Regions from separate parts of the Homo sapiens genome. Here regions 1, 2, 4 and 5 are each linked to region 3. Evidence: chromatin loops called from intact Hi-C (ENCODE). Cell type or tissue: mammary epithelial cell. All regions are shown on one strand. Links, peaks and the distances in the headings refer to the core of each region. The heading gives the core; the rest is flanking DNA.

The links. A loop is a pair of places that touch in the nucleus more often than their neighbours do. Peaks named below come from ENCODE experiments on the same cell type or tissue, not always from the same donor. Only the 100,000 strongest peaks of a DNase experiment are listed, where the experiment ranks them.
Region 1: it touches region 3 in a loop (7-fold over the local background); 14 of 110 quality-filtered maps call a loop at or near these places.
Region 2: a loop joins it to region 3, with 3 times the contacts of the local background. A loop is called at or near these places in 9 of 110 quality-filtered maps.
Region 4: a loop joins it to region 3, with 6 times the contacts of the local background. A loop is called at or near these places in 6 of 110 quality-filtered maps.
Region 5: a loop joins it to region 3, with 11 times the contacts of the local background. A loop is called at or near these places in 62 of 110 quality-filtered maps.

The regions. Positions count from the first base shown.
Region 1 is chr2:37,894,614-37,900,813 of GRCh38, forward strand. No RefSeq gene overlaps it. Among named protein-coding and RNA genes, the nearest start is that of PIRAT1, 22 kb to the left of the region's middle. In mammary epithelial cell, for the core only: no CTCF peak of the experiment used is centred there; no DNase peak of the experiment used is centred there.
Region 2 is chr2:38,165,846-38,172,045 of GRCh38, forward strand. The region is part of intron 2 of CYP1B1-AS1 (CYP1B1 antisense RNA 1); the gene reads left to right. It also overlaps a transcript of LOC107985871 not described here. Among named protein-coding and RNA genes, the nearest start is that of CYP1B1-AS1, 38 kb to the left of the region's middle. In mammary epithelial cell, for the core only: no CTCF peak of the experiment used is centred there; DNase peaks (open chromatin) are centred at 3,106 and 3,416; H3K27ac peaks cover 1,939 bases.
Region 3 is chr2:38,112,862-38,119,061 of GRCh38, forward strand. It overlaps LOC107985871 (a long non-coding RNA gene), which reads right to left. Exons shown (of 4, transcript XR_007086290.1): 3 at 5,302-5,374; 4 at 1-221. Among named protein-coding and RNA genes, the nearest start is that of CYP1B1-AS1, 15 kb to the right of the region's middle. In mammary epithelial cell, for the core only: a CTCF peak has its summit at 2,572; DNase peaks (open chromatin) are centred at 2,570 and 4,120; H3K27ac peaks cover 655 bases.
Region 4 is chr2:38,505,415-38,511,614 of GRCh38, forward strand. All of the region lies in intron 1 of LINC02613 (long intergenic non-protein coding RNA 2613), which reads right to left. Among named protein-coding and RNA genes, the nearest start is that of LINC02613, 7.2 kb to the right of the region's middle. In mammary epithelial cell, for the core only: a CTCF peak has its summit at 3,120 (motif pointing left); DNase peaks (open chromatin) are centred at 3,117 and 4,117.
Region 5 is chr2:37,978,782-37,984,981 of GRCh38, forward strand. RMDN2 (regulator of microtubule dynamics 2) reads left to right here. Exons shown (of 11, transcript NM_001170791.3): 5 at 2,502-2,562. The region is part of intron 2 of RMDN2-AS1 (RMDN2 antisense RNA 1); the gene reads right to left. Among named protein-coding and RNA genes, the nearest start is that of RMDN2-AS1, 54 kb to the right of the region's middle. RefSeq lists a silencer at 1,590-1,953. In mammary epithelial cell, for the core only: a CTCF peak has its summit at 3,504 (motif pointing right); no DNase peak of the experiment used is centred there.

The DNA.
Region 1 (6,200 bases), core at 497-5,496, 220 kb before region 3:
CTTTAACTGGTACGAAAGAGCATTTGAAAATTGTAATGAAACTGTATCTGTCAGCTTTTTATTTCCATTTAAAAAATGAAAAACAAGACAAAAAAAAAACAACTAGAAACTGCAGTTTAGATACACAGCCCACACACCGAGCAGGCCCCGATGGCACTGATTCAGTGTGGGGTGGTTAGTAATTGGCAGCTCTTCATTTTAGAAGCTGCATGTGTTATACACAAAGCTCGCTGGTACAGGAATCAACACTGGCTCAGCCCCTAGTATCAAATCCTCAAAGGCCACTCAGACTCCCAGAAGGGAAAAACCCTGAAAGCCAACATTTTTTCCCAAGGCAACACTATATTATCTTTGACATTCTGTTCCCTTGTCTAAGAAAAGAGAATCCAATTCTTCCTGCTTTCCCAGAGCAGTATTTGAACTGTTAGAAGCAATACTTGTTTCTTATTTTCTTCTATCAAGATCACAACTTTCACGCAACTTTGTCAAAGTAAATTAGGGATTTTGCAAGAGCCAGTGGGCAGGTAGTTTCTTGTTAGATATTTATGCCTAACTGTGTCACCATTATTTTTACAAATAGGCTTGTCCATCTCAGATGGTTCTCAGTAGTCGCCTAGGTAGAAAAGCAAGCAAGAGCTCCTGAAACCCTCCAGGATGGAGTTGGGAGCTAGGGAAGCAGAAGTGCTAAGAGGGCCAGAGACCAGAGAAAGCTTGTGGTTGGGCCAAAAAAGGAACAAAATGCTAGACCTTGAAACTAAAGGCCGTGGAAATGACCACAGACATCTGTAGCAAAAGCCAGAGCATGAACCCAAAGACAGAGGCGAAGGTGAGGGCTGGAAGCCAGAAACAAACTCCTATCATGGGAAGTAAATGGGAACAGAGCATGGCCACATGGTGGATGAGCCTCCCCAAGAGCTTAAGAGCTTAGCACACCCCCAGGAACAGCAGAGAAAGTGAGCAGGCAGGGGAAGAGTCCCAGATTTGACTGAGCCCTTACCCAACAGAGATTTTAAAATCTGCAAGTAGGCCGGGTGTGGTGGCTAATGCCTGTAATCCCAGCACTTTGGGAGGCAGAGGCAGGTGGATCATTTGAGGCCAAGAGTTCAAGACCAGCCTGGCCAAAATCATGAAACCCTATCTCTACTAGAATTACAAAAATTAGCTGGGCATGGTAGTGTGTGACTGTAGTCCCAGCTATGGGGAGGCTAAGGCACAAGAATCCCTGGAACCCACGAGGCGGAGGCTGCAGTGAGCCAAAATGGCGCCACTGCACTCCAGCCTCGGTGACAGAGCAAGACTCTGCCTCAAAAAAAAAAAAAAAAAAAAAAAAAAAAAGAAAAAAAACTGCAAGTAACTGAGTTACTTTGAATTGGCCATTTTAACTTCCTCCTCTGTATTGCTGGCCAGAATTAAGGGTTCCATCACTAAATACAGTTATGGATGAATAGAGAAAGTGACATTTCTGCATAGTTTAATTTTTTGACTGTGAAAGGCTTACCTGCTATACTAGCCACGTTTTGTTTTATTGAAAGATGTTAGTAAATGTCTATAAAATATTTATTGCCCCCCACCAACAAAGCTAAGGCAGTTGTCAGCATCTCTTACAGCAAATCTAATCCAGAAGCATACTAGAATAATTTAGCTTTGACAAAACGAGGGATTTTTTTTCTTAGGATCCTGAGAGACCAGAATACACCACCCAGAAACATGCCTCTTTGGCCTCCAGATTGTTTTGTGCTGAAGGCAATTACAAAGAAGCAGATGCAAGAAAGCTCTCTGCCCTCCATCTATTTGCCTAAAAGCAGGACATAGATTTAGAAAGATAGATGTAGCCTGCCCCACCCTCTCTACCAGGGAGGACAAGAGTTAACCGCTGAAGACAACTTTGAACCGTTACTGGCCTGGAGATGGCACCACAGGAAGGTGCATTAACAAGCCTTACTAAGTTGCCTTTCTCTGCCATTTATTCGCTTTCTCCCAATTTGCTGCCCCTAGAGACTCACAGTCCTTTTTTTTTTTTTTTCTTGTCACTTCTTTAAAATTTTATTTTTCTTTGTGGAAGGTGCCATGTAAGCTGAAATTCAGAGCCACCTCTTTGAGATTACTCATTCCCTAGGCATCTCCCATATACAGGTGAAACATACATGTTAATATACTTCTGTTTTTCTCTTATTTATCTGTCTTTTGTCATAGGAGTTTGTTCTAACTAAGAACTTACAAAAATTGAGGAAAAAATTATTTTTCTTCCTCTACAGCAGCAGTCCCCAACCTTTTTGGCACCAGGGATCAGTTTCATGGAAGGCAATTTTTCTACTACCAGGGATGGGGGAATGGTTTCAGGATGAAATTGTTCCACCTCAGATCATCAAGGATTAGATTGTGGTAAGGAGCACGCAACCTAGATCCCTCAAATGCACAGTTCACAATGCACAGTTCACAGGGTTCGTGCTTCTAAGAGAATTGAATGCCACTGCTGATCTGAAAGGAGGCAGAGCTTACGAGGTAATAGATCACTAGCTGTGGCCCCATTTCTAATAGTCCATGGACCACTACTGGGTCCGTGGCCCAAGGGTTGGGGAGCCCTGCTCTACAATAGAGCATATAGTAGAATGGACCAATATTCCTAATATGTAATGCTCTAGTCAGAGGTCAGACATTCTCACATTTAAGTCAAACATGTACATGTTTTAAAGAAAAATAAACAGAATCCTTATGTTGACTTATTTCTATTATGTTTCTTAAACATAAACTTGGTATAAAATTCTTATGTTTAATGTCCCTTTATAATTATACATGAAAAAATATAAATTAAATATAAACACTGCCAATATAATTCAAGTTAACAGCATTAATTGAATGATACTTGATGCTGTTTTGCTGAAGGTAAATTGCAATTCCAAGGATGACTGACACTTCAGTGCAGTTTCTTGTCTGTTCAGTATGTTTATCCTACTACATGCCCGGGGAACACCCGACGCTTCTGCTCTGTTTCTTTATTTTCTTAAGGCACAAAAAGTAAATACAAAGTCCAAGGGTCACTGTAGCTTAATCTGCATGAATTAAGGGACACTTCCCTCTAGGTTCAAGGAGTTAGAAGTTCAGAGTCACTAGCTTTATATCATTAAACTGGAGGAGGGCCCCATCACCACTCAAGGTTCTACCCTTTTGCCATATAAGGAAATTTGTGCTATGTCTCATCCCATTATTAGACCTACCCCATCCTTGCTGAGGTCAGCCACAGACCTTTCAATGGAAAGTGAATAAAAATGCATGCTTGGTGCAACTCAGCTTTGGAGCTATGTTTATATAATTTATTAAAAGAAAAGAGCTGTTGCATTCATCTATTAGTGTATACTTATTACCTGAGTGTTTGCAACCTAGCGTGAATAAATATGTTAACTTATTATTTCTCTTGGAAATTCAGTTTAACCCATTTATTTATAGGTATAGATTGGAAAGTCCTATGTCAAGACATTTTAAGTACCAGTAATATTTCCTGATGGTTGTGGGGAAAGAGTGAATTGAAAAGGAGAAAACTTAAACTATAACCCAAAATAGCCCTAAAAGTAGATCTGACATAGTCCTTATGGCATGTTTAAATCCAGAAGCGTTCATTTCAAATCTATCTCATGAGAGATGGAGCTGGTCTAGTTGGGTATTGGAGGTTTATTCCCAGAAGTATTTAGAAACTGAGAGGAACCCATCAATGATACCTGACACCTGGAGTCAGCCATGTCCTCCAGGCAGAGGGCAATTCAGTGAGTCCATATGTTCTGTCCATCCCAACTTTCTACCCACTGATTTCTTTCCTGCCAAAGTACTGATGGAGTCACCTCCTCAATGTACCACATAAACCCTCTCCTCTATCACAAGAATCTCAGGAGTGTTTTTTGGCTAATTCAACAAATTCTTGGAGCCAGCATACATCAACTGCCTTTCTTAACCTCCTATATTACTTAAGCCCCTATGAATGAAGTTTCTGGTGATATAATATGTTACTGAAACACATTCTTCTTTTTAATACAGACATTCCTCCTTAAAGTGGAAACACATGCTAGCAGGAGAGCTAGTTCAGGCCCATGATGGGTATCCTATGCCCTGGAGTCCATTATGAGGCTAGAATTACTCTCAGGAGATAGACAGGAAATATCTGGGCCTAAACCATTCTGATATGAAATTGGGTTTAGAAATCTGACTCACTTTTATTGAAATATCTAAGGGAAGCTACCAAATCTTAATGAAGAAATTTTGTTTTCTCTCCCACAAGTTTCCCTGCACAATAGTCATTTCTCTCCCTTTATGGCTGTTTGACAAAAGTTGTGTCCCACAACAGAATTGGAAATGACAGTTATTTCTTTCCTGAAACAGTTCCCTTTCTGCTACAGCACAGGTATGACCAGTTACAGCCACCAAGACATAAGGAAAGTGTGGAGAAAACGTTCCTCATTAATAAAAAGAAAGAGATGTAAGAGGAGAGTTTCCTTCTTCCCTTCTGCCTTTAGAAGAAAGTGTGAGGGCATGATTTCTGAAGCTTTGGTAGCCACTTTGCAAACATGAGGATATAGGCCTAGGATGAAAGCCAACCAGCTGTGGGTAGGAACATGGAATATAGAAAGAGTCTGAGTTCCTAATGACAGTATTGTGATGCTGGATCAATCCAGCCTTTAGACTTTTTGTGATTTGAGATAATAAACACTATAAAGTGTTTAGGCCACTTCCACTTGATTTTCTGTTACTTGGAGAGAGAAGCATCCAACCAATACATTAACAACTCACAATAAAGGATCATGAATTCCCCAAACTTGTTAAAATGGAAAAAAACTGTTTTTTTGTTGTTTGTTTTTTTGAGACAGAGTCTCGCTCTATCACCCAGGCTTGGGTACAGTGGCATGGTCTTGGCTTACTGCAGCCTCTGCCTCCTGGGTTCAAGCAATTCCCCTGCCTCAGCCTCCTAAGTAGCTACGCCTGGATAATTTATGCATTTTTAGTAGAGATAGGGTTTCACCATGTTGGCTAAACTGGTCTCAAATGCCTGACCTCAAGTGATCCACCTGCCTCAGCCTCCCAAAGTGCTGGGATTACAGACACTAGCTCCTACACCCAGCTGGAAGAAAAATGTTTTAATTTGGGTTATCTTCCTTCTATGTTTCCACTGGATTTAGAAATATTGGACAGGAAGAATCTGGCAAATGAGAATTCAGATAGTATGATTAGACATTCATCACAATTATTCAACAAATTTTAGTTTACTTGTAATAATCTCTGCCTTAGTCTGGTGAGGCTGTGATATGGTTTGGCTGTGTCCTCACCCAAATCTCATCTTGAATTCCCACATGTTGTGAGAGGGGCCTGGTGGGAGGTAATTGAATCACGGGGTCAGGTCTTTCCTGTGCAGTTCTCGTGATAGTGAATACGTCTCATGAGATCTGATGGCTTTACAAGGCAGAGTGTCCATGCACAAGCTCTCTCTTTGCCTGCTGCCATCCAAGTAAGATGTGACTTGTTCCTCCTTGCCTTCTGCCATGATTGTGAGGCCTCCCCAGCCATGTGAAACTGTAAGTCCATTAAACTTCTTTCTTTTGTAAATTGCTGAGTCTTGGGTATGTCTTTACTGGCCGTGTGAAAAATAGACTAATACAGGCTGCCATAACAAAAATATCATAGCTGGATGCCTTAAACAACAAACAGTTATCTCTCACAGTTCTGAAGGCTGTGAAGTCCAAAATCAAGGTGCCAGTGAGATGGGATAGTTTCCTTGACCCCCTTTGTGGGCGGGAACTGGAGTGGCTTGTTTCACTCAGCCCATCACTGGCCGCTCCTCATGCGAGAAGGAGCGTGGGAGCGTGCGAGCAAGCGAGTGCAGGAACGGGAGGGAACGAGCGCTAGAACAGGCCGGTCACTCCTCTGGCGGGAGCAGGCTCTGTGTGGGCCCCATAACAGCATCCAAGCCCCTGCCCTCTGGGCACCTGGGTTCTTGTTCGGCATCCAGGACATATCGGGTCACACGAACAGATTGAAGGGTAGCATATGCGGAGGATTTTACTGGGTGATGGCTCTCAGTGGGATGGGAGTTAGAAAGGGGATGGTGCGGGAAGAAGGTGATCTTTCCCTGAATCCACACCGTCTGAAATTAGCCGCCATCTATAGATAGTCTGCAACACCCAGCCACTTATATCCCTGACATTCAGCAACTGGTATCC
Region 2 (6,200 bases), core at 740-5,739, 53 kb after region 3:
TGCATGATAAAGTGACTCCCCAAGGTCACCTAGCTAGGAGTGACAGGGCCTGGGGCCAGTGAAAAGAGAGCTTGTGTTATGACTTCACCAGAAATGAATATGAGACTACTGGGTCCATCTCTGGGATCCTAACAGAGATTAGGTCAGGGCTGGGGGTTTGGGAGAGGAGAAGAGAGAAATAGAGATAGCTGGGAGGTAGGCTTTGTTACATGTCTTGGTTTCTTTCCTGAACAGTCGGACCTTTCCTCACATCTCATGGCTACTGAATTTGAGGACTGCCTAGTGCCAAAGTCTGTACCTTGATACCTTAGATCACACACAATTCAAACTTTTCCACCTTCTGGGGTCTCTCACTGGCAACACTATTAAAATTTTGGGCAAGACGATTCTTGTTTGCAGGACTGACTCTTTGGAATACCTGGCCTTTGCTCACTAAATATCTGTGGCATCTCCAGGCATGATTATTAGAAAACAAGCGAGGATATTTTCAAATGCCACCTAGGAGGGTGGTACTGCCTCATTTTCCTGTCCCTTCAATTGAGGATCACCAAAGACCAGTTGGCAGGGTTGCATTTGTGTTGAGCAAACTGCATCTTGGTCAGCACAAGAAAGCAATCAGAATGATGGATGAGAATGGTCTTAATGACCACCTTCACCAAAATGACCTGTGTTGTCTGTTAAAAATAAAATTCTCAGGCCCCACTCTCAGGGAGTAGGATGCAAGAATATACATTTTTAATAGTCTCGCCAGGTGATTCTCATGCACACTAAAAGTTTAGAACCTCTGCCTTAGCAGTAGCACTCAACCCTGGCTCATATGAGAATTAATGTTTAAAAATGCCATTGTTCAAGCCCTACTGTCAGAGATCCTCAGTTTCAACTACAGTGAAGCCCTAGCCTTGCATGTTTTAAAACCTGCCTAGGTAATTCTAATATTCATCTAAAGCTAAGAAACACTACCATTATGAAATCTTGCTAGTTAAGAGGAAACCACAAATTAATCCCCTCACTTTCGGGTTAAATGCAAGAAACTTAATGTTTTCAACCTTGGCTGCACCCTTAGTGAGATTTCTAAAATCGCAGTGCCACACCCCATGCCATTGATATCAGAATCTTCTGAACTAGGACCCAGGCTTCAGTGTTTTTTAAAGCTCCCAGTTGACTCTAATGTGCAGCCAAGCTTGAGAACCATGGATTCAGAATATTTTCCTAAATTCTCCCATAAACCTCTGCTCTTGGCTTTTAGCTTTCCTCCTATCCCCTAGTTCAAAAGTTTGAGGTTGTGGGGGTCAGGGCAAGAATAATAAAGGGAGAAAGGACAAGATTCAATCCAATCCAGTTCTTTTCTCCACTTAATCCCTGGCTACCACTGACTCGGCACTCTGGGAGTAAAGAGCAGTGGAGAAAGCTCTAGACCTATTGGTGTATATTTCCAAGAGGAAGATCCTTGGACCAGCATCAAGTTGGCTTTTTATCTTGATTCTTCCCTGAGGTTTCTAAATATTGTTCCAGCATAGGAATTTCAGCTTTTATTCTTTTCCAACTTTTCATTTATATGGCATGCATGGGTCACAGAAGCAATGGAAAGTTGGAAACCATTGCCTTCTAATTAGCAGATGTCTCAGTGGCTAACATTATTTGCCAGTAGCAGTGCCAGCGCAGCGCTGGGAAAGTTAATTACTGTCGACAGTCCTCGAGCCTGTTTTCATAACTGGTAATGACTGTTAATATGTCACCACTGAAGTTAGAGATTCAGAAAAGTCTTTTGTCCTAGGACTATTAAATGTCATGGAAGAATAACCCCCAAATTTGCCTTTGGGTAGATAAAGTTCAATGGGACTGGCTGGGCGCGGTGGCTCACGTCTGTAATCTCAGCACTTTGGGAGGCCAAGGTGGGTGGGTCACGAGGTCAGGAGTTCAAGACCAGCATGGTGAAACCCCAGCTCTACTAAAAATACAAAAAAAATTAGCGGGGCACGGGGGCGCATGTCTGTAATCCCACCTACTTGGGAGGCTGAGGCAGGAGAATCGCTTGAACCCAGGAGGCAGAGGTTGCAGTGAGCCAAGATCGTGCCGTTGCACTCCAGCCTGGGCAACAGAACAAGACTCCAACTCAACAACAACAATAAAAAAGTTCACTGTGACCTTTTTAAAAGAAATGTTAAATCTGACCCCAGTTGCTAAAGGCAGAAGAATAACACGAGATTTGAGACCAAGCCAGTTCCTGTTTGACTATTTTGACCCCATTTATAGTCATGTCAAATGTCCCCCATTTCTGCTGGCTCCAGCCCCATCTTGTTGCTGCTTCCTTGAGATGTGAGGAACAATCATTCTTTCTTCTGTTCTAGGCCAGGTCCCAGATGCTGACAATAAAACTGTCTAAGTCTGGAGTGTTATGGCTCCTAGTGTTAGGTTCTTTCAACACACACCACACACACATGTTTTATGTAAGGTGCATCATTTGCAATGGGCTGGTGGACCCTGATATCGAGTTGGGGGTCACCAGTACATGTTCCCCTTCCCTAATGGTCAGTAGTCCTGCCCTGCCACATGGCCTTAGTTAGGACCAGATTTGACCATCAGATAGTTAAATAAATCAGAACTGCAAATCCATCAAGATCCTTTCTCCTTATGTGAGCTTATGTCTGCAAATAGATATGTGGTGAGGATGGGGGGAAGAACACAGCCTGACAACATACAACAATAGCATCCATGCCTCAAATCAAAAATGCCCTCCAGTGGGTGGATACTTGCCTGAAAACTGCAAGCCCCAAAAGAACCACTCAAATAGTTCTACCCAGATTTCCAGACATTTCCCAAGTGAAACAGCCTCTTAGAACTTAAAATGGGAACGTCAGAGACATTAATATCTCATTCCTACCACCTACCGCTTAATCAGTGTGTTGCTAAGCCCCTTACATATGAAATCTTTCTCAGTCTTCACACAACCCACAGAGGGGGACAAGATATCACCATCCGTACTTAACAGAGGAAGAAATGCGCTGAAGATTACACAATTAGGACGTGTAAGGATATGATTCAGGGTGTGTCTGGATTCAGAACTGCACACTGCACCTGCTGTGCTTTATTGCATTAGCTGCTGCTGCTGCTCTGACCTGGGCTGACGTTGCAGTGAGTCTGGAGAAACCCTTTGCCATGTTTCTGTGTTTTCATCACAGTTTCTGTCACTACTTTCTTGACCTTATCACTCTTACAGTCCTGGTCCTATTCTGTCTGTGATGGGAGAGACCTTTGCCAACCAGCCTCTCTGCTCATTAATTAGATCTCAAACATGGTGTCTTTGTGTTCTAGTCTTTCTATGGTGCCCTTGTATTATGAACATAAAAGTTAAGCTTCCAGATCTCTCACAGGTACCCCATTTTCTCCTCCCTGTGCTTCTCTGAACTTGTTTCCCTAACCACAAACAGAACAAGTTCTCTAGAGGTTGAGTCAGAAGAATTTTTGTGGTAAAGAAGACATTGAAAGGGGGTTGGTCTACTAAATGTCTTGTGTTAGGGTTCTCCAGAGAAACAGAGAAATATATATATATTTCTATATATATGTATATATATTTTTTATATGTGTGTGTATATATATATGTGTGTGTGTGTATATATATATATATGGAGATTGTTATGTGAATTAACTCATGCAATTACAGAAGCCAAGAAGTCCCACAATATGCCACTGCAAGCTGGAGACCCAGGATAGGTGTCATTCCGTTAGAGTCCTAAGGCCTGAGAACTGTCATGGGAAGACTTTGGATTCAGCCATGACTCAAGTGTACCAGTGGACTTTTCAGTTACATGAGAAAATGCATTGTCTTTCTCTTTAAGCAGTTGGGTTCATTTTCTGTCACTTGGAGGTGAAGGTTCCTAAAGACTACAGCATTCTTCCCATGGATCATTGGATGGCCTCATGCAAAAGTGTTGCCCGGACACTGTGTGGGACAGATGAACCCAAAAGCATTTCTTCCCTAATATGCACCCCAACACCCAGAATCTCATCTATGCATGAGAAACAGCTTTGTAAATAGTAAACTAGGTGTCAACATAAAGTCACATTCCTATAACTCAGTGTGAATTGACCTTCTTGATATGAGAGCTGAGTGAAGACAGAGAATGTATGAGGCTTTGGGTACAGGTTCCTGAGGCGTGCTCAAATGTACGTTAAGAGAAAAGACTGGAATAGGGAATGAGAGAAGGAATTGATGGATGTTAAAATGAACATATTAATTTTGCCTGTGGGCATGTTTCCATTAATTGGCTTTTGGATCTGAACCAAGAATAGCAGAATTGAAAACCTAATAAAAACCAAACCCATGAAGAGAAGAAAAATTTTCATAATAGCCCAAGTGAGAGTAATGACGTGAGCTAATCCAATTTGAAGTATAAACAAAGAAATTTCTTCACGCAAAGAGACTGACTTATTTTGTTTCAGAACTAAATACCACGCAGTAGAGGTTAGGTCAGGGAATCTGGCCTAAATATATGGGGGGGTCAGGGAGATGGAGGTTAGTCATTCCATTGGAGGACAGAAGAAAAAGGAACAAGAAGTTCTTTTATAGTGACTGACCATAAAGTTTTGAAAAAAGAGGTATTCAAATAGCACTTTAATCCACACTGCATGTTATGAGAGGCTATGGGGAGATGTACAATTTAAAAGCTCACTAAAAAATGGCAAATTAAATTTCATTTTCTACTTACGGTTGATAGACGTGACTTTTCAAGGTCAGGCATATTAATTGGCTTTCAGATATTAAGCACTGTAGAAAGAGGGGACATATTTAAACTTTCCTTTAAAATAGTGGTTTCCATCATTTTTCATGTTATTATACACAAAGAAAGTGACAATTTTACGGCACTACGGTAAATAGACTAGGTCATTTGAGGCAGAGATTGCTGGCCTGGGCCACCCCAGGTCCACCTAGGCTCCCCAAAGACTGAGGAATACCTATTTTGTATACAAGTGAGCTGCATCCACTAGTTAAGAAGCCAAATCAAAGACTGTCTATGAGGCAAAACATATACTGCAGCCATTTGGGGGAAAGAACAAAGCACTGAACTAGAGGGCAAAGACCAACATTTTGGTTCTAGCTCTGCCAAGTGTAGGACATTGGACTAGGCACTTAACTGCAGTAAGCCTCAGTCTGCTTGTGTACAAAACAGAGTAAAAGATTTCTTGCATTTCCTACTTTACAAGGTCAACATGAGGATCAAGAATACCATGTTCATAAACATCATGTACAACCATAGAGTCCTATAGAAATGTGTGGCCTGATGATGATAATGAGTATGACATTTTTCTTCCTAGTCCTACCTCCATTTAGACCACCCTTCCTTTCAAGAGTCCCCTGCAATGGACAGGAGTTGACACCAAGGAGAACAATACAGCTGCTAAATCTCAAGTGGCTAGGAGCACAGAGTGTGGGAAGCTATTCTGCAGCTGTGTTTTTGAGTTGGGCCAAAGAGCTAGTGGGGTTTTGGCTTCCCAAGTACCTTTGTTGAAACTCCCTGGGGAATTTTGCTTTATGAAATTTCCAGCAATTGGAGATCCCACTGGGTTGGTGAATAGAAGCCTAAAGGGCTCCCTGTTGGATGAAAAAATGTGTTTGAAGTCTGCTGGGAAGAGCTGTAGGAGGGAGCTGAGGGTTCTTCCATGACTCCTACTGTGCATTGACAGAAGCTGTCCCTACCACTGTTGATTGCCAATTATTTTTGTCTCCAGAGCCAAAGAAAATATATTTGAATTTGACCCATCTTTCACTAGGATCTACAGATGGTGAAATATTAATGAACAGGTGGGTTGCACAATATTCCAAGATTGCGTTAGAATTGATTTTTGTAGGCTAAATTATTAACACCAGAGTTGCTGACATATATTCTCATATGATTAGCAAACCCAGAAGCCTTAATATCAACACAGAATACATTCAGAACCATCAAACACAACATCTACTTTGCTGGGAACAGAATACTAGGTAAAGGAATTGAGATCTCACACAACACTCCTCTGAAAATAGGGACAGCTAATTTTGTAATGGATTGCCAGCAAAAGCTGTGACAATGCCTACTCTGGAAGTCTCTAAATTTCTTTTCAACCTGAGAAGGGTGTTCCATGATATTTACTGGAGTAAGAAGTGATGGAGGAGGTAGAATAGTTCTGGAAGTCAGGTCTCTAAATAGAACAAATCTTGGGAT
Region 3 (6,200 bases), core at 513-5,512:
TTGAACAGTGGTTTATAGTTCTCCTTGAAGAGGTCCTTCACATCCCTTGTAAGTTGTATTCCTAGGTATTTTATTATCTTTGTAGCAATTGTGAATGAGATTCACTCATGATTTGGCTCTCTGCTTGTCTATTGCTGGTGTATAGGAATGCTTGGGATTTTTGCACATTGATTTTGTATCCTGAGGAAGTCATAGTTTTTCTATGTGCAGTTCCAAAGCCCCTGAAGAATGATTAAAGAGCAAATTACTTTCTCTTTTGAAGATTAAAAAGAGACTCCTTTTTAGCAAGATCAGAGTTAACAAATTACTGGCCCCATGCCCTTTCCTACCCATGTGGAGTCCTCGCCTTGCATCAAAAAGGGAAGCTAACCTGCAACAAGGGAGCAGCCACTGCCAGGAAGAAATGCCTTTGTGCCTTCCCTCTTCTTGCCCTGCTGCCTTCTTCCCAAGTCAGCACTCCTCTCTTCCCTTTCCACATGCTTCCTCTTTCCCCTCTTAGGAAAAAAATATAATATTGGATCGGCTGTGTGTCAAGCATCTGAGGTTCTAACCATAGCTCCATTACTACCAGTCCGTGTGACTTGGGGAATGCTGCTTACCTTCTTTGAGACCCAGTTTCTTCATTACAAGATAAAGAGCTTGCTAGGTGAGCTCTGTGACTTCTTTCTACTTAAACATTTTGTGATTCTGCGTTCTTAGACTTTGTAATAATTCTCTCTTAAGGTATTTGTACATTAAGTTTTACATGTCATTGTGGAATGAACAGATTTATCTCTAGTTACAGAATCCCAAACTTCAGCAGAAGGTGCAGGGAGAACCAAAGAGGTGAGGGATAAAGAAAGGGGCTCCGCCAAACCATATCTCTCATCTTGTTCTTGAATTACCAGCCCTCTGGCAGTCAACTTTCTTAACTGGCTTCCTTCTGGAGCCCAGATTTGTTTTTCCTTGCTCTCTTAATCTCTGTTCACTATTTTCTATAGAAATTACTTTAGAGAGAAACCCTCTTCCAATTGTATTTAAATCCACCCCCCAAATATAATTTATTCTCTTATGAAGCTTTGAAATGGAAAATTTTCCCCAGAAGTAACCAGGCATTGTGCAAAGTCGCATCCATTTTGAACACCAAAGCAGCTGTAACAAATAAGAGATGACAAATGCCATTGTGTAATTTAGTTCTTCATATCAGTTTGTCATTCTGACTCCTTTCTATTTAACTGGATGCTTTGTCAGACTTTGTAATCTAACCATGTGAAGGGCAGTGAATAAAGGATTAACGAAACCCTTTCCAGTTTTGCATGAGCATTTGATTTTTGGCTAACTTCCTAGCTCTGTTCCCATGGAAACCTGATAAAGGAAAGTACAAGTGGGCCCTGATTGGTAAATCCTATCTGGATTGGGACAACTATAAATACCAGAGAAGAAGCCATATTTTCGAGTTTCCCTAAGTGCAGTGACCCTTGTAACTGGCATGACCTTGAGAAGACCATGAAAGTTATGGCCATGGAGTTCCTCCAAGAGATATTAGCTGCTGTGAAATACAGGGCCTCTCATATAGTGTGGCCTCCACACCCCACTGATGTGAGTCTCATTTCTTCACAACTCAGTCCACATGGGGGCCAAAGAGAATAGCTTCTGCCCACTGTGTGGATGGCTTTGTGGTCTGCTGCGAGGTCCCGCAGAAGAGGAAGTCTGGATGTGCCCTACTGACATGCTCTGCCTCCTGGCCTATGAATCTTCTGGGTCAACTGCTGTCTAGAGTGGGCCTTGGCAGTCTTGTGAGTTTGCAGGTTTAATAGAGCCTTATGAGACCTCCTGGTGGGTCTTGTGGATGGAGGTTTTCACTTTTACTGGTTTGAATGAGTGCATTTGCCTGTGAAGCTGTGAGCATGAGACAATGTCCAGTCTTATGGTTTTTACTAATTGCCAGTTTTTCTTTACAAATTAAAAAATAATTTTGTAATGAAAATTGGCAGGTCCCACTTGAGAATATTATACTAAGTGAAATAAGCCAGTGACAAAAAGACAAATACTTTTTTCCACTTCTCTGAGGCACTCATATTCATAGACATGGGAAGTAGAATACTGTTTGCCAGGGGCTGGGAGAGGAGGTAACGGAAAGTTGCCGTTTAATGGATGCAGAGTTCCACCTTTGCAAGATGGAAAGAGTTCTGGAGACTGGTTGGACAACAACATGAATGCACTTAACACTACCGATTGTGCACTTGGTTTAAAAACTGCACATTTGTAAAATGGTTAACGTGGCAAACTTTATGTTATATGTATTTTACCATAATTTAAAAATTTTTTTTAATTGACAGTTTCCTCTAAATATCACACTTAAATCATGTTTTCAATACACAGACTAATTCTAAGTGTTTCCAAATTTCCTTCTAAGTAATATAGGAAGATTTTGTGTTACTTTTCCAATTTCATCCTGCAACCACGGTTAAAAATCACTACTATTCACTTCTTACCATTTGATCTGTTGACAGTTTCAGCCATCAGTCACTGCCGGCTCCCACTTCATTTAGTTACCATGTCCCTCACTAACACAAGATCGCCGTCTAGGGGCCAATCGTAGAACTACAGGCTACACAGAGGAGAAGGGAGCCAGGCCACCTTTCCCATGCATCCCACTCCTTGAACAGAAAGAGCAACTAAAAAGGGAGGCAGGAGTTCTAAGCACCATCTTTTTTTCACCAGTACAGTTTCCAAGATCTTGCTGCTATGAAAATAAAGATCTCCTAATATTTATAGTACTTGAGGTTAGAATAGTCTTCTAGGTAGAGTACTAATATCTTGCTGATAAAGCTTTTGATGCTGAATCCTTGATTATTCTCTTAATATAATATCTTCTGTGCGAATAAGGCTAAAATGCTTGCATACACTCTTGTACTCACTTAGGAATGTAATAGAGCAGTTTGGGAGAGTGACTGAATGCTTCTGCTTTGGGCAAATTTGCCACAAAATCATATTATGCAATCACAGGGTCACAGAACATTAGAACTTAAAGAGCTTTAGAGGCCCGTGGTCTCTAGCAGATCCCTTTGAGAGTCTGATAAAAATTAGAGGTTTACGTACCATAAAATGCTATTTTGCACAAAGCTTTGAATACCATTTTAAAATTTCATCATAGATGAAGAATTCCAGCTTGAATCCCACCCCATAATTTGGAAGTGAAGTTTCTGAGAAGCATCCTGTGTGAAGAAGCAGCTAAACAGAGGGGAATGGGAGTCAGAACTGGATGTTGGAAAGAGATGTGATCCCACAGACAGTGTAATGCTGGGTTGGAACCAGCCCTGGTCAAACCCATTCCCCCGAGTGCACATGTGTTCCAGGGAGAAGCTTGCTGGGGAAGAGAGCAGCAATTTGCCCACCAGAGGCCCAGATCTCCTGGGAGAAATCAGCTGCCATGGAACAGGAGTTTTTCTTCATGCTAGAAAGGGAAAAGAACATGAATAAGTGGCAATCCAGGGACAGCCAGAAGGAACCTGGACAATGGCTCACCGGCTGAGCAGAGATAGAGTTGCACTGGGTGGGGGGGGCGGGGGTGGGGGGCAGTTGACAGCAGCCTGGATTGTGAGCAAGGAGTACGAAGAAATAATAATTGAAGTAGCAGAAGGTAGCAAGGGGTGCAGACCAAGAGCACAGGCACTGCAGAGAGAAGTCTGGATTATTTGTGAGGACTTTCCCTAGGGACTTCTAGAAAGAAATCACTAGTGAGGTCTAAAAGAAGACTGGACTTCCAGTGTGGTGATAGGAACATTGCTCTTTGAGTTCTTACTACAAATGAGGAACTTTGATTTGCCAGGAAACAAAGGGTTCAAAGAACCAATTGTGATATATTTTGGCTTAAATCCCCCCCACTGAAATATGACAGGAGTCAAATTGGGGTACCAGGTAAGTCTTGTGAAGGTGCTGCCTGGGGAGTACCCAGCTGTCTGGCACTTTCATAATATCTTTCTGAACCTCAGTTTCCTCATCTACAAAATGGGATTAGGACTTGTTGAGCATCAAGGTTCCTTCCGACTTGAAAAATCTTCTGATTCTATGACCAAACTGGAAGGCCTGGGTTGGGCTCTCTCAGTTCTGCAGATTTAAATGAGTCATTTCTGAACTGTTGGCTTAAGGCCTATCCTTTTCACTCAAATATTCCCTTGAGGCATCATTTTTTTTTTTTTTTCAAAATTGGGAAAGCGAAGGATACAAGAAGTTGGAAGGAAAGCCCATGAAAGAAAAAAACATTTACTATAATTAAGAAAGAAAATTAAACAGATGATGATCAGAACTGCGGTTATAAATTAAAGTTAACTGATTCCAAGAGTGTACGCCATCAGAATTCGCCCTCATAACTGGAAATTTAGAGGCAGGGCAAGCTTCAAGTTTGCCTAATTCAGCAGTTCCAATCCCATTTCCTTGGGATTCTCAGCTCTGCCTCATCTGTGTTCAGTTTAATTCTCAGGCTGGGGATAACATGGCTATTGCAATAATAGGGCCAAGCTTGACAACATCCAGAGGGAGAGACTCTCTTTTCCTATGGCTCTCTCTTAAAGGTGGAGAATTTTCCAGAAGCCCCAGCAAACTTCCCCATAAATCTTATTAAACCTAATTGGTCCATATGCCTATTCCTGAACCTCTCACTGGCAGGGGGATGAGATTATACTTAGACAATTTAGGCCTAACCTGGAAGTACAAAGACTGCAATGGGGAAGGGGTGAATATTTGAAAAAAATCAGGGTTTGTTGGAATGAAGTGAAGAATGGCTGCTGGGCAGACAGTCAGCGGTATCTTGTCAGAATCAGCTGTTGAAATGCAGTGGGGCGTATGACCATGCTCCCCATTTAACAGATGGAGTAGTTAGGCCCAAGGTCACACAGTTGGGTTAGAGCTAGGGACAAAGACCTTTCTACTCAAAACCCGAGGCTTCTCTATGTACATTTCAAAAGGCTTAAATTTTGGCTTATCTTTTTACCCAGAAAGTCTACTTCTGGGAATTATTATAAGGAAATAATGAATGGGAATAAAGAGTTAGAAACAATAATTTTTAACCCAGTATATTTTTGTGAAAAAAAAATGGGAATAATGTGAAAGTCTAATAGTATGCAGTTAGTGAAATCAATAATGATACATACATACAATGGAATACTATGCAGCCATTACAATTATACCACAGAAGAAAAGGCAATGGCCTGGAAAAATATATTGTTCATAATATATTGTTACATAAAAAGTAGGCTATAAAACTGTTGTTTAACAAAACAGATCTAGAAAGATTAAGAGATGTATACAGCAACATTTTACCTGTAGTTTCCTCTGCATGATGGAATTGTAGATGATTTTAATCTCTTAGTTTGTGCTTCTTTTTTCCAGATTTCTTTGGTTGAGGATATGTAACAAAGAATATCTTTGGTGAGAACATTGCAATCAGAAAAAAATGTCCGTGTAACCATTTTTTAAGATTAATTCTATTTTCACTAAGAACACTGATTTTCAGACATAGCTATAGGTATCACAGGGTTCTATATGGAATTTCTAGAAATACAGTGGGGAGTTCATGGCAACAGCCTTCTCAAGACCTGTCTTCCATGCCCACGAATTCCTAGGATAAGAAACAACACTCGGGAGGTTTCTAAAGTTCCCGACCTCAACTGCCCTCAGAGAGGGGTCATTATATCCAGGGCAATGTTAGTGAGCCACAGTATGTGCGTTGGGAACCATGTAGAGAACAGGAAACTACAGATGCTTTTTAAGACACTTATGAGAATTGTTCTTTCTAAAGTTTAAAGTGCCTGGCACATATTTGGTGCCTAATACTGGCTAAATAAGGAGATGTTGGCTGTGCGCAGTGGCTCACGCCTGTAATTCCAGGACTTTGGGAGGCCAAGGCGGGTGGATCACGAGGTCAGGAGGTTGAGACCATCCTGGCTAACACGGTGAAACCCCGTCTCTACTAAAAACACAAAAAAAATTAGCCGGGCGTGGTGGCGGGCGCTTGTAGTCCCAGCTACTCGGAAGGCTGAGGCAGGAGAATGGCGTGAACCCGGGAGGTGGAGCTTGCAGTGAGCCGAGATCGCGCCACTGCACTGCAGCCTGGGCGACAGAGTGAGACTCTGTCTCAAAAAAGAAAAAAAAAAAAGATAAAATTACCAGAAAATATTAAACAGGTAAGTATTTACCTGTTTAAAAGAAAAATTACTAGA
Region 4 (6,200 bases), core at 718-5,717, 390 kb after region 3:
TATGATTTGAATCCTATAGAATGCATATGATTCCAAATCATATACATTCTGAATAATAGTCCTTTTTTTGTTTTGTAGAGATGAGGTGTTGCTATTTGGCCCAGGCTGGTCTCAAACTCCTGGCCTTAAGCAATCCTCCCACCTCAGCCTCCCAAAGCTCTAGGATTACGGCGTGAGCCACCATGCCCAGCTTGGATACTAGTCTTTTGTTCTTTATAGGCTATATTAATTCAAGTCTTCCAAGAAGCAGAAATCAAAACAAAATTGGAAGTGCAAGACAATAATGGGGGGTAATACCTGCGCAGGATAATGGGGAAAAGAGCAGGCATGGTTGGGGAGAGTTTTCAGACCCCAGTGCAGGTCTTTATGCCTGTGAAAGGGAAGAAGAGGAAAGAGAATTGGGTGGGAAAAGCCTCCATCTGCAGGGCAGCTCTGAGAAAGTCAGCCAGGCTAATGGGGAGCCTCAGAAGAAAGTTTGCCTTTTAAAGAAGTCCCACACTGAGCAGGAATGACTCAACTCTGGTACTCCCTCCGTACTCAGACATTGGCTAGGATCGGTCAGAGCTAGCAGAGCCTCTGCTAGAACACAGTGGTGGATCCTGAAGATGAGGCAACTCCAGGCTGTCAGCCAATCACACCTCATAAGTGTGTCTCTGTTGAAAGGAGCCGAACAGCACACTCCCCTGACTGCCACATTGCAAATATCTTTTCCCAGTTTGTGTTTGTCTGTTTTTTATTTTACTTTATGGCATATTTTGAGGAAAAGAAGCTTTACCTTTTTTTGTTTGTTTGTTTGTTTGAGACAGGGTCTCTGTCACCCAGGCTGGAGTGCAGTGGCATGATTACAGATCACTGCTGCCTCAACCTCCCTGGCTCAAGCAATCCTCCCACCTCAGTCTCCTAAGAAGCTGGGACTACAGGGGCACACCACCATGCCTGATATGGTTTGGCTCTGTGTCCCCACCAAAATCTCATGTTGATTGTAATCCCCATGTGTTGGAGGAGGGGCCTGGTGGAAGGTGATTGGCTCATGGGGGTGGTTTCTAATGGTTTAGCACCATCTCCCTAGTGCTGTTTCATGATGGACTTCTCACAAGATCTGGTTGTTTAAAAGTGTGTAGCACTTCCCCCTTCTCTCTCTCTCTCTCCTGCCACCATGTGAAGATGTGCTTGCTTCCCCTTTACCTTCCATCATGATTGTAAATTTCCTAAGGCCTCCCCAGCCATACCTCCTGTACAGTCTGCAGAACTGTGTGTCAATTAAATCTCTTTTCTTTATAAATTCCCCAGTCTCAGATAGTTCTTTATAGCAGTATGAGAATGGACTAACACAATGCTCGACTATTTTTTCCTATCTTTTGTAGAGATGGGGTCTCACTAGGTTTCCTAGACTGGTCTTAAACTCCTGGGCTCAAGTGACCCTCCCACCTTGGCCTGCCAAAGTGCTGAGATTATAGGCATGAACCACCATGCCCAGCCAAAGCTTTACATTTTAATGCACATAAATTTACGAATGTTTTTCTTTAGTGCTTGTACTTATTTCTGTTTTATGATATTATTGCCTACACTGTGATCTTGGAAGTTTTTCTGTATTTTCTCCTAGAAGTCTGAAAGTTTTACTTAAAATTTTTTTCACCTAAAATTTCATATTGTTGGGTTCGTTTTCAATATGGGCTATCAAATTCCCAGTACCACTAATTGAATAATTTATTCTTTCTCTACTCATCTGCATGTCACCTCTGTCATATATCAAGTCTTCATAAGTACAGAGATCTGTTTTGCGAGTCTCTATTCTGTTCTATTGGTCTGTTTGTCTCTTTCTTGGCTAAAGCCACACAGTCTTAATTTAACAGGTCTTATAGTCTTATAGGGTGAGTCGCTCATCTTGTGTTTTTCAAAATTTCTTAACTATTTTTGGTCCTTTTTCAGAACAATGTTAGAATCATCCTGTCTAGACCCATAAAAAAAATCCTATGTGAATTTGGTTGGAGTCACAAAGAATTTATAATTTGGGAAGAATTGAAATTTATGACACCAAGGCTGGGTGCAGTGGCTCACACCTGTAATCCCAGCACTTTGGGAGGCCAAGGCAGGCAGATCACGAGATCACGAGATCGAGACTATCCTGGCTAACACAGTGAAACCCTGTCTCTATTAAAAAATACAAAAAATTAGCCGGGCGTGCCGGTGGGCACCTGTAGTCCCAGCTACTCGGGAGGCTGAGGCAGGAGAATGGCATGAATCCAGGAGGCAGAGCTTGCAGTAAGCCGAGATCATGCCACTACACTCCAGCCTGGGCAACAGAGTGAGACTCCATCTCAAAAAAAAAAAAAAAAAGAAATTTATGACACTGTATCTTCATATCATAAATACATCTTATCTATCTATTAAAGAATACCTAGGCCAGGCACAGTGGTTCACATCTGTAATCACAGCACTTTGGGAGGCCAAGGCAGGAGGATCACTTGAGGCCAGAAGTTCGAGACCAGGCTGGGCAACATAGTGAGATCCTATTTTACAAAAAAAAAAAAAAAATTAGCCAGGTGTGGTGTCATCCACCTGTAGTCCCAGTTACTTGGGAATCTGAAGCAGGAGGATTGCTTGAGTCCAAGAATTCAAGGCTGCAGTGAGCTATGATGGTGCCAACTGCACCCTAGCCTGGGCAACAGAGAGAGACCTTGTCTCTAAAAAACCCTAAGAACAAAAACAAAACAAAACAAAAAGAATACCTAAACAAGTAAAGTTTTATAATTTTCTTCATAAAGATCATGTATATATTTCTGGTACCTTATAGCTTTTGTTTCTTTTATAGGTGTTAGCTTTAAATTTTTTTATTTTCTAACTGTGGTTGGTACCTTAAAATGCAAGTTAATTTTTGTATAATGACCTTCTATCTAGTAACTTTGATGTGTTCTCCTAAATTTTATAAGGCTCTCTTTTACACATCTCTGGAAAGTTTAGATACTTCTGTACCGGAGCAAAAGTCATCAGCAAGCACTTACCCTTGGTGACAAAAGCAGTCCGAGCAAAGGACTAACTCGCAACCTCCCTTGCCTAAACGACTGCAGCTTGTTCCTAAATCTTACTATCCTATTGACACATGCAACAGCAACGCCCCCTTCTGGAGACCTGCCAACAAGACAGAAGTCTCCAGAGAGAAAGCCCTCGTGCTTGTTTAGATCAAAGATCCAGACCAAGTGGCCTCGCTTGAGGTCAGCCTTGCTGTTACAAAACAGAATGATCCCCAGGCAAAGGGCTCAGAGCCAGCTGGGTTAGATGAGGGGCTGCCTGGGTGACCTGATTAGAGGATGCTGTTTCTTGATTGGCCACATCCACTCTGTCCTTCCACTCCTACTTGAAAAGGCCTTGGGGACATCAGAAAGCAGGCCAGAAGGAGGAAGCAGCACTGCATGGAGAAAGAGTTAGCGTGAAGCCTGCCCCTTGCCCACTGAACACCCCTGCTCAGCCCGCAAGCTGTTTCCCAGCTAGGCTTCCACCCAAAACATCCATCTGGCTTGATTGCTGGGGGCAGCCGGCAGCTTCAAGAGACCTGTGAGGCCAGGAAGATGCATTCCATAGCTGTTGGCTTTGAGGTCATCCTATGTGATGCTAGAGAAAGAGAGACAGAGAGAGGAGGATGAAGAGCTGGTGCCCATTTGTTGGGCACTGGCATCTCACTGGACCCCAGCTGTCTCCATGCAATGGCCCAGAAGCAAGGTGACTTTTCCAGAGATCCCATTTCCCCTTAGAGAAAGGCCATTTCTCCATGGCCTACTTGGGTGTATAGGATAATGGCCTGATGTGAAGGGCTAGGTTTTATTTCCATATCTATCAAAGCTGAAAGCCAATGGGGCAGAGTAAAAAGTAAATGAACCTGAAGTCAGACAGATCTGAGTTCAAATCCCTAGGTGAATTCAGGCAGGGTGTAATCAACTCTTCTGAACTTTGATTTCATCCTCTGTCTAAGGGGGAAGAAAATACCTTCCTTGTAGGGTTGTTGAGATGATTAAATTGAATTAAATCATGTACATCGCAGCAGAGTGGCTGCCTGATAAAGCTGTTTTTAATCCTTAGAAGGATAATCGCTGAGTCACCTCTCTAATGGATGTGGGATACTTGCCAATCTCAACCTTTTCCCAGTGAACTAAGAAATGTGAGTTCTCCTGAAATGAGAGGCAGCCACTAAGTCCTGTGTTGTGTGCTGAGGATGGAGTTTATGTATATATGGTAACTCATTCTATTCTTACGAGAACCCTGTGAGGTGGATAGTATGGATATTATAGCCATGCTGCAAATGAAGAGACTGAGGTTCAGAAAAGCACCATGACGTCTTGAAGTCATGAGCAGGATATAGAGAGCAGAGATAAGAAGCTGTGTGTGTCCTTTCCAGAAGCCTTTGCTGTGCTGCCCAGGTCATTACCCTTCTCCTGTCTTGACAATCTAGTCCTAGACCTCAGGTAGTCCCACAGGTTTTTTGTTTTGTTTTATTCTGTTTTTAGAGACAGAGTCTCACTCTGTCGTCCAGGCTGGAGTACAGTGACACAGTCATGTCTCACTATGTTGCCCAGGCTGGTCTCTAACTCCTGGCCTCAGACACTCCTCCTGCCTCAGCCTTCCAAAGCACAGATATTACAGGCATTACTGTGCCCTGCCTTAACCCCACAGTTTTTAACTTAGCTCTGGGGCAGTCCTGATCTCTCTTTTTCAGAGGATAAATTATTTCAATTGCCAGGAGCAACAGTTCATTGACCTACATGACCCTTCCGGGCTCTAGTGTTAACAAGAATTGACTGAAAAGCTATGGTTTTTTTTCTATTCTCGCTTTTCCTAGGAACTGCCATTTTGTGTAATGTCCATGAGCTGGAAAGTACAATCAGATAACATTGAAGAGGCAAGAAAGGCTCATGGGAAGAAAAAAAGGGCAAAAGAAGCATTTTTATAGGAATCAGCAAATCAATATTTAAACAAAAAATGATTTCTCTTATTATATATTGTCTTTACTAGAATGATCTGTGCAGCTACTGGTCCCTTCATTCATTTCTAAGGTTCTGGAGGGAAAAGGTCTGTGTCTGTGTTTAATCTTCTTGTTGCTGTTTTTTGGGATTTTTGTTTGTTTGTTTTTTTGTTTTTGAGATGGAGTCTCACTCTGTCACCCCGGCTGGAGGTACAGTGGTGTGATCTTGGCTCACTGCAAGCTCCGCCTCCCGGGTTCAAGCCATTCTCTCACCTCAGCCTCCCGAGTAGCTGGTACTACAGGCGCCCACCACCATGCCTGGCTAATTTTTTGTGTTTTTAGTAGAGACGGGGTTTCACTGTGTTAACCAGGATGGTCTCGATCTCCTGACCTCGTGACCCGCCCGCCTCAGCCTCCCAAAGTGCTAGGATTACAGGCATGAGCCACCACGCCCGGCCCTGTGTTTAATCTTCTACTACACCTGGCCTGGTCTCTAGCATGTACACAAGTGACTCAAGTGGCCCATAGAAGGAAGGAATCGGTGGCCCATCCTCCAGAAATGCCTTCAACTCTGGCTTTTAGTTATGTCTGACATTCTTGCCATGAGAGTTTCCGTCTCTTGGAGGCTGTTCCTTTCCACCAAGTTAACCAGATCCCACACACTGTCCCCAGAGCAGAGCAGGACACCATGGGAAGAGGCCTTGGAAGAAGAAAGTCGAGGGAAAAGCTGACACATGGGACATGGTCAGTCCTATGAGGGACCCAAATGAGAATATGTGCTAGGACATGGAGCATGGTTCCAGCCTCCATAGGAAGGAAGAAAAATCAGGGTCCCCGAGAAGGCAGACATTGCTCACACCATCATTCTGGCAGGACTAGTTTGGTTCCATGATGCAATCTGGGCTGCAAGGCTGAGCAACTCCAAGTGGTTCCTGTGTGAATTGAGATGATGGCCTTGGTCTCATTCCTCTGGTCTCCAACAAAATTGGGATGGACTACTACAGACCTCTGGGGAGCCCAGAATGCTCTTCAGAGCAGGAGATGCCCAGAGCCTCATTCCACCAAGGCAGGTCAAGAGGCTACTGATGTATTATTTCCTATTTGTTTCACTTACTGTTTTGATCATTGACTTATTTAGTCATTCATTCATTAACATACTTATCCCTGTTTTGTTACAAAATGGATTTAAGGTGAAACTAATTTATCCAGAAGATGATTTTTTTTTTTTTTTCAAGAGACGGGGGTT
Region 5 (6,200 bases), core at 484-5,483, 130 kb before region 3:
AGATAGATAGATAGATAGATAGATAGATAGATAGAGAACAGGCTGTTTGCGAGCATATGTAGCAGAAAGGAGAATATGATGGCAGAGGATGGAGGTTGATGCAGGGAAGTCTTTCTTATGGAAGTTACAGTTTGCCATAGGTAAAATCGCTCTGGATCTCTATTCTTAAATGGAATGGGAGTTTAACTGAGTTAATGTCTTAGATGGTGAAATTCGTAAAGAAATAGGTTGAAGGGAATTCAGGGGCTAAAATGAAGCATAGAATTGAAATAGGATATATCCAAAAGAGAAGAGTTTATAGTGCCAAAGAAAAAGGAGTAGAAAAAGCCTCCGATGTGTTCATTCAGATATTGAAATAAAAGTAAAAGAATTCCTTTAATTTATCCATTTAAGAAATATTTATTCAAAATTATTTTGTCAAGGAACAGTGTGAAAACGAAGGGTGGAGGGAAGGGGAGGAGGGAGAGAAGGAGAGGCATAAATAAGATGAAGGCTGCACAACACTACGGAACCTATTCTATGGAAAAGATAATAAAGGGACAGCCAATTATATTCAGTGTATAAGGAGTAAGTGCTTAGTAATGGTAATGACCAAGTATACTGGAACTGAGAGCAAGGCAGGGGCTCAGACCAGCCGTGGAAGAACGTTGGGGTTCAGCATGAGGGAGGAAGTGCAGAAGATTTCTTCTCATAATAGCATGTTTAAGGTTGTTATGCTTAGTACAGATTTGATCACTGGAGAGTACAAAATTCTTTGATAAAACTCAAAGTGAGTATATCATTATGCAGTATGTTTCTGAAGTATTATGATATGAATCTTTATTTAAAGAAACATTTTTCTAACTTTCCTAATTAAGTAATCGATATGAATGCATCATAAAGATCACAAAATACAGTTCTCTAAAGGAAATAGCTTTACTTTTATTCTGACTGCATAAGTGAGGCTATGAATCTAGTTTGTATACTACCCGGCGTCTTTTTATATTCTTGGAGTGATGGAATCACTTCTATTTCAGGCTTCTGGCAGTACGCTGAAAGTTTTATTCATTTGGTAATGTAGCTAAAAAATTGATTTAGTTTTTAATGTTTTTACATTAAAAAGCATGTTTTTAATCATTCATTTAAAATTGCTAATTTCTTTAATATTTGTTCACACTGCAGTTAATTATTATTAAAATGCTTCACTTTTTAATTGTTTCCAATTTATGTCGATTTCTACACAGAATATTTATCTTAATGGATAGAACTGTAGAATGCCACCTTAACAAATTAACAAATAGAACCGTGGTTTTAGAATAAAATATTTTTATTTATAAAGATTATCTCAACCACTTATTTAGAAAAGCATTTTGCATATCCTTGGATAGTCTCTTCAAGATAATAATAATGGATCAGGGAGAAAAGAAGTTATAAAACAAAAGGGCCCCTTTTGAGAAAGATTCTCAGAACACAGTTCTGTTTTATTTGCAGGTATTTAGATTTTCCAAGCCATAAACAAACCTCTATCCAAATTATTATTATTTTTGGTTTTTTTTTATTTGAGACAGAGTCTCGCTCTGTCCCCCAGGCTGGAGTGCAATGGCGCAATCTCAGCACGCTGCAACCTCTGCCTCCTGGGATCAAGTGATTCTCCTGCCTCAGCCTCCTGAGTAGCTGGGATTACAGGCATGCACCACCACGCCCAGCTAATTTTTGTGTTTTTAGTAGAGACAGGGTTTCGCCATGTTGGCCAGATTGGTCTCGAATTCCTGACCTCAGGTGATCCACCTGCCTCGGCCTCCCAAAGTGCTAGGATTACAGGTGTGAGCCACCAGGTCCAGCCCCAAATTAATTATTACATGGTTAAAAATTCCTCTAAAACTAAGTAAAATAATTTGGGGGAATTATTTATGTCACTGGCCCTGTTCATTATTGTGAATGATTAGGCAAGAACTTCTCAGGGAAGCCTTCCCTTACTCCTTCAGGCAGAGTTAGAGTTACCCACTCTGCTGTGCCCTCTTTTTCACCTTGGTCTTTTTTTTTTTCTTGCATGTAACTTACTTGTTTATATGCCTGCAGCATACTGAACGGTGAGCTCTTGGAGGTCAAGGACTCTGTCTTATTTTACATTTTATTCCCAGACACTCACACAGTATGGCACATAGTAGGTACTCAGTAAATGTTGTTTGAATGGAATACAGAAAATTTCTATTACGCTTTGTAAGCAGTAATTAAATGACGTTTCTTGCACTTGGTTAAGTTGCTTAGTCTAGTGGGTGTCAAACCTTAGCATACATCAGAATCATTGGAGGCTCATTAAACCACAGATTATTGGGCCCCAATCCCACAGTGTGTGATGGAGTAGATCTCCAATGTGGCTGAAAAGTTCTTAAACAAAGTTGCCATGTGATGCTGATGCTTCTGGTCTTGGGACCATACTTTGTGAACCATGAGTTAATTCAATAATCCACCTCCTACCAACTCACATGAAGGTATTAAGTGTAAGTACTTTTATCTTTCAGGAAAAACTTTAAGTGAAAGAGCTATTAATAGAGCACCCATGAATGGACATTGTCATCTGTGGTAAGTGTATAGGATTTATGCAGTCTTTTAAATTCTAACCTGCCTCTTTATAAATTAAATGGATTTTTCAAAATACTATTGACTCATACGTTTAATCTGTCAGTCACATTCACTGAAAAATATGTATAATAGCACAGTAACTGTTCTTATTCTGTTTATTCACATTTTTATTATGCAGCCTTGAAATATATTTAAGGGAAACTTTTATTGAAAAATTATTGAATGAATCTACCAAGTCTACTGGCTTTGAAGATGATACGTTATAATTAAATCTAGTTCAGTATAACATTTTGCTTGAACACAAATACTAAAATGATAGCATGTTTCTAAATGAAATGTAGAAAAGCACATCAACCATTTCTTATGCATTGATGCATCGTAATATACAAATTCCACAGATCAAGGAAAAGCCATTTATGATATTAAAAGTTCAAACAAAGAGAATTTAATTAGTTAGATTGGTATAGGTAAATATCCTTAGAGCAAAAAAAAAATCATTCTTAATTGTGTTTGGACCCTTTGTATGTTTATGTAAACATTATTTTATAAATATAAATTATAAATTATAAAACAATAAGGAATATATTGTTTTAAATTATTATTCTTCCTTTTTCTTGTAGTTGCATTTTTACATTTGTTTTCTTTTTCTCTTGGTTTCTTTTTCTCTCCAGCAATACAGGTGCCCCAGATAGTGGGAAGATACAATAATAAATGTATGACCCTTTCTTCAGCCCTAAGTTTCCAGAAATCCACCCTTCTTTGCGGTTACTTTATTTCCCATCCCTATGATGTAGGGGCACTCTTAGGCAAAATCTCTCTTAAAATGACTCCCTTTCCACAGGTCCACATTTGTCCCACAGAAGACTCATTTTTGCCCCACCAAAATCTGAAGTACAAACCATTTCCTCAAAGGAGACCTCTTTTTTCACTCTGCCACCAGCAGGGGGAGCTCCACTCACAAACTCTCACTTAAAATTCCCTGGGGAGGAATCCGGTAACATTTTATTTGTCCGAACTCAAAGGGACACATGCCAAAATATGAATAGACTTTTTGATGCTGCCCTCACATAGCTTTAGATGAGATGCAAGCCTAGCCCCTGCCCTCTGTCATGAGAGAGTGGAAGGCAGAACCCACAGCACCCTAACCCTGTAGAAATCCTCACTCCCAGTCTCTTCCTCCCTCTGGTGAATTATTTTCCTTATCTTACGTAGCCTGGAGAAGAGTGAAGGGCTAAATCTGGCAGAACCTGTGAATAATTTCTTAGTGTGTCGCGGATGGATAGTAGAGAATCTTGCTTTAGGGATTGGAGTACCTAATAGATAAAGTATTGTTTTGTACTCGGTGCCTCTGCCAAAATTCTAGGGAAAAAGGTAATTTTTCAGGTAACAATTTGGTACAGACTTAAGATCATTTCCCTAGAACAGAGGGTCTTGGCAATTATTTATGTTAGCCAGGTTTACCTAGATAATCTAATTTACATAATAACACTAGTAAATTAACATATATGTTAAAGTACTTCTGTTCCTACGTTTAGTAGTAACTGTAATGAATTTGTGGTGATCAAGCCCTACTCTCTCTCTTCATCGCGTTTGATAATGGAGGTATTTGGGAACTGGTTAGCCTAATTAGGATGCAGAAAGAACACCGAAGTCCTACTTTTAACTCTCAACTCCTCCTCCTCCTCCCCTACTCTTCCTGTCTCTTACCTCTGACTCCTCTGTTCCCTCCCCTCCTCTTCCTTCTCTTCTTTCTCTCCCTCGTCTATTGCTCTTCCTTTCCCATCCTCTGTCCTCTTCCTTCTCTCCCACATGCATCTGTACCCATGAAGAATCACATTAAAAATGTGCATTTGGTGTAAATCGTCAATTTGAGGTTATTTATCAGTGTGGGTTTCCAAATTTTCATAGAGGAGCAATGTTGAATTTGAATTTTCTCTGAGGGCTTCATTAAGTACCTTGAAATGTATCTTGTGAGCATAGATGATGCTGAACTCTGGGTTTCCCAGTCTGTCTTCCACTAATCTGGTTACATCTCCTTTGTTCATCTTCTTTTACTTTTTGTTGAGAACTAAATGCCTTGTCTTGTTTATAATCATAGCATTTAACCCCAGTATTAAATCTTATCAAAACACAGAGTAGTGATTCAATTGTGTTTCACCTAATTTCTTATTCAGTATCAGTTTTGAATTAAAAAAATAAAATTAATCAGTTGATTAAGATTTGAGAAATTTAAATGTCAATTTAATCTTAATTCTTATACTATATCCCACTGAATGCAAAAGTCCTCCTTAAATTAAATAGTAGATGTTTGAGGGGATGAAAAAAGAAATTTAAACTTTGACTTGAGAAGCAATGGGTGAAATTTAGGTGGCCTGATTTTATAATTAATTATAATAAAATGTTCAAATCTTATTCTGCTGGACTCTCTTTAATTATGTTAAAACTGAATTAAGGCTGAATTTATTAGTATGATAATAAGACATATTCTCATTCATTCAGCATGAATGACAAACTATAGCCTGCAGATGAATTTGACTGCCTGTTTTTGTAAATAAAGTTTTATTGGATCACAGCCACACACAGGCATTTTTGCACAGCAGCAGAGTAGTTGCAAAAGACTGGCCCCAAAGTCTAAAATGTTTACTATCTGGCCCTACTGCAAGAGTTTGCAGACCCATCGTTTACAGTATTATATGATGGTTTACAAACCTTCAGTTTGAAACAAAAGATGTAATCTTTAAGAATAAATTTCAAAAAGGGTTAGTATGATTTGGGAATGATTGAAAAATACAGATCATTCTAATGACTTAGTTTTATCTCTATCTTTTCTAAAATGAAATGACTTTGTAACTTTAAGGCTGTATATGCTTTCTATAAGATTCAGTTGTTTTTGTTCTACTGACAAAAAATATTTAATACTCCTGGAATCAAGAGAATGAGAATAAAGTGACCAATGGATTTGCAGTTTGTTGGCCAAATAAGCCAGACCTTAATTATAAGTAATGTCTTACATATTGGTTGTGCTCTACCCTTTGCAAATTATATCCACATGTCTTAGAACATGTGATTTACAGAGCAGCTTGTTTTCACTTTATAGATGGGGTAAGCAAGGTACTGTGTGTATGTGTGCATGCACGCATGAATGTGTGTATTGATTAGTAATCAGAGCAATACAACAAGTGGAAAAACAGAAACTAGAACCCAGTTTTGTATTCTTATATGCCTAGTCATTTTTCTGTTAACAGTATGCTGCCTCTGCTTTTTCATAGTATAAACAGCATTGGTGCTGAATGAGAAATACTGCAGGGAAATTAATGGAGTTGTTTTAGTAGTTGTTGAAACAGTATGATAGTCAATGATTAAGGATATATTCACTATCAATGCAAAGAAAAATACAGTGTTCTTGTCAAAACATATGTAGTTAGAATGACCTCTAGATGGAGGTAATATACCATGTTGTGAATTAACTTTTTTCAGAATTTCCATCAGCCTGAGTATTTGAGAAAAAAAAATAAAATTAAGTATTTTAAATGAACAGTATTAAAAAATCAGATACACACACAAACATAGGTAGAATGGATTGAAAGAAAAGAAGTAATGACCCTTTGGGAGAAAGTGACCAGGTAGCTTTGAATTTA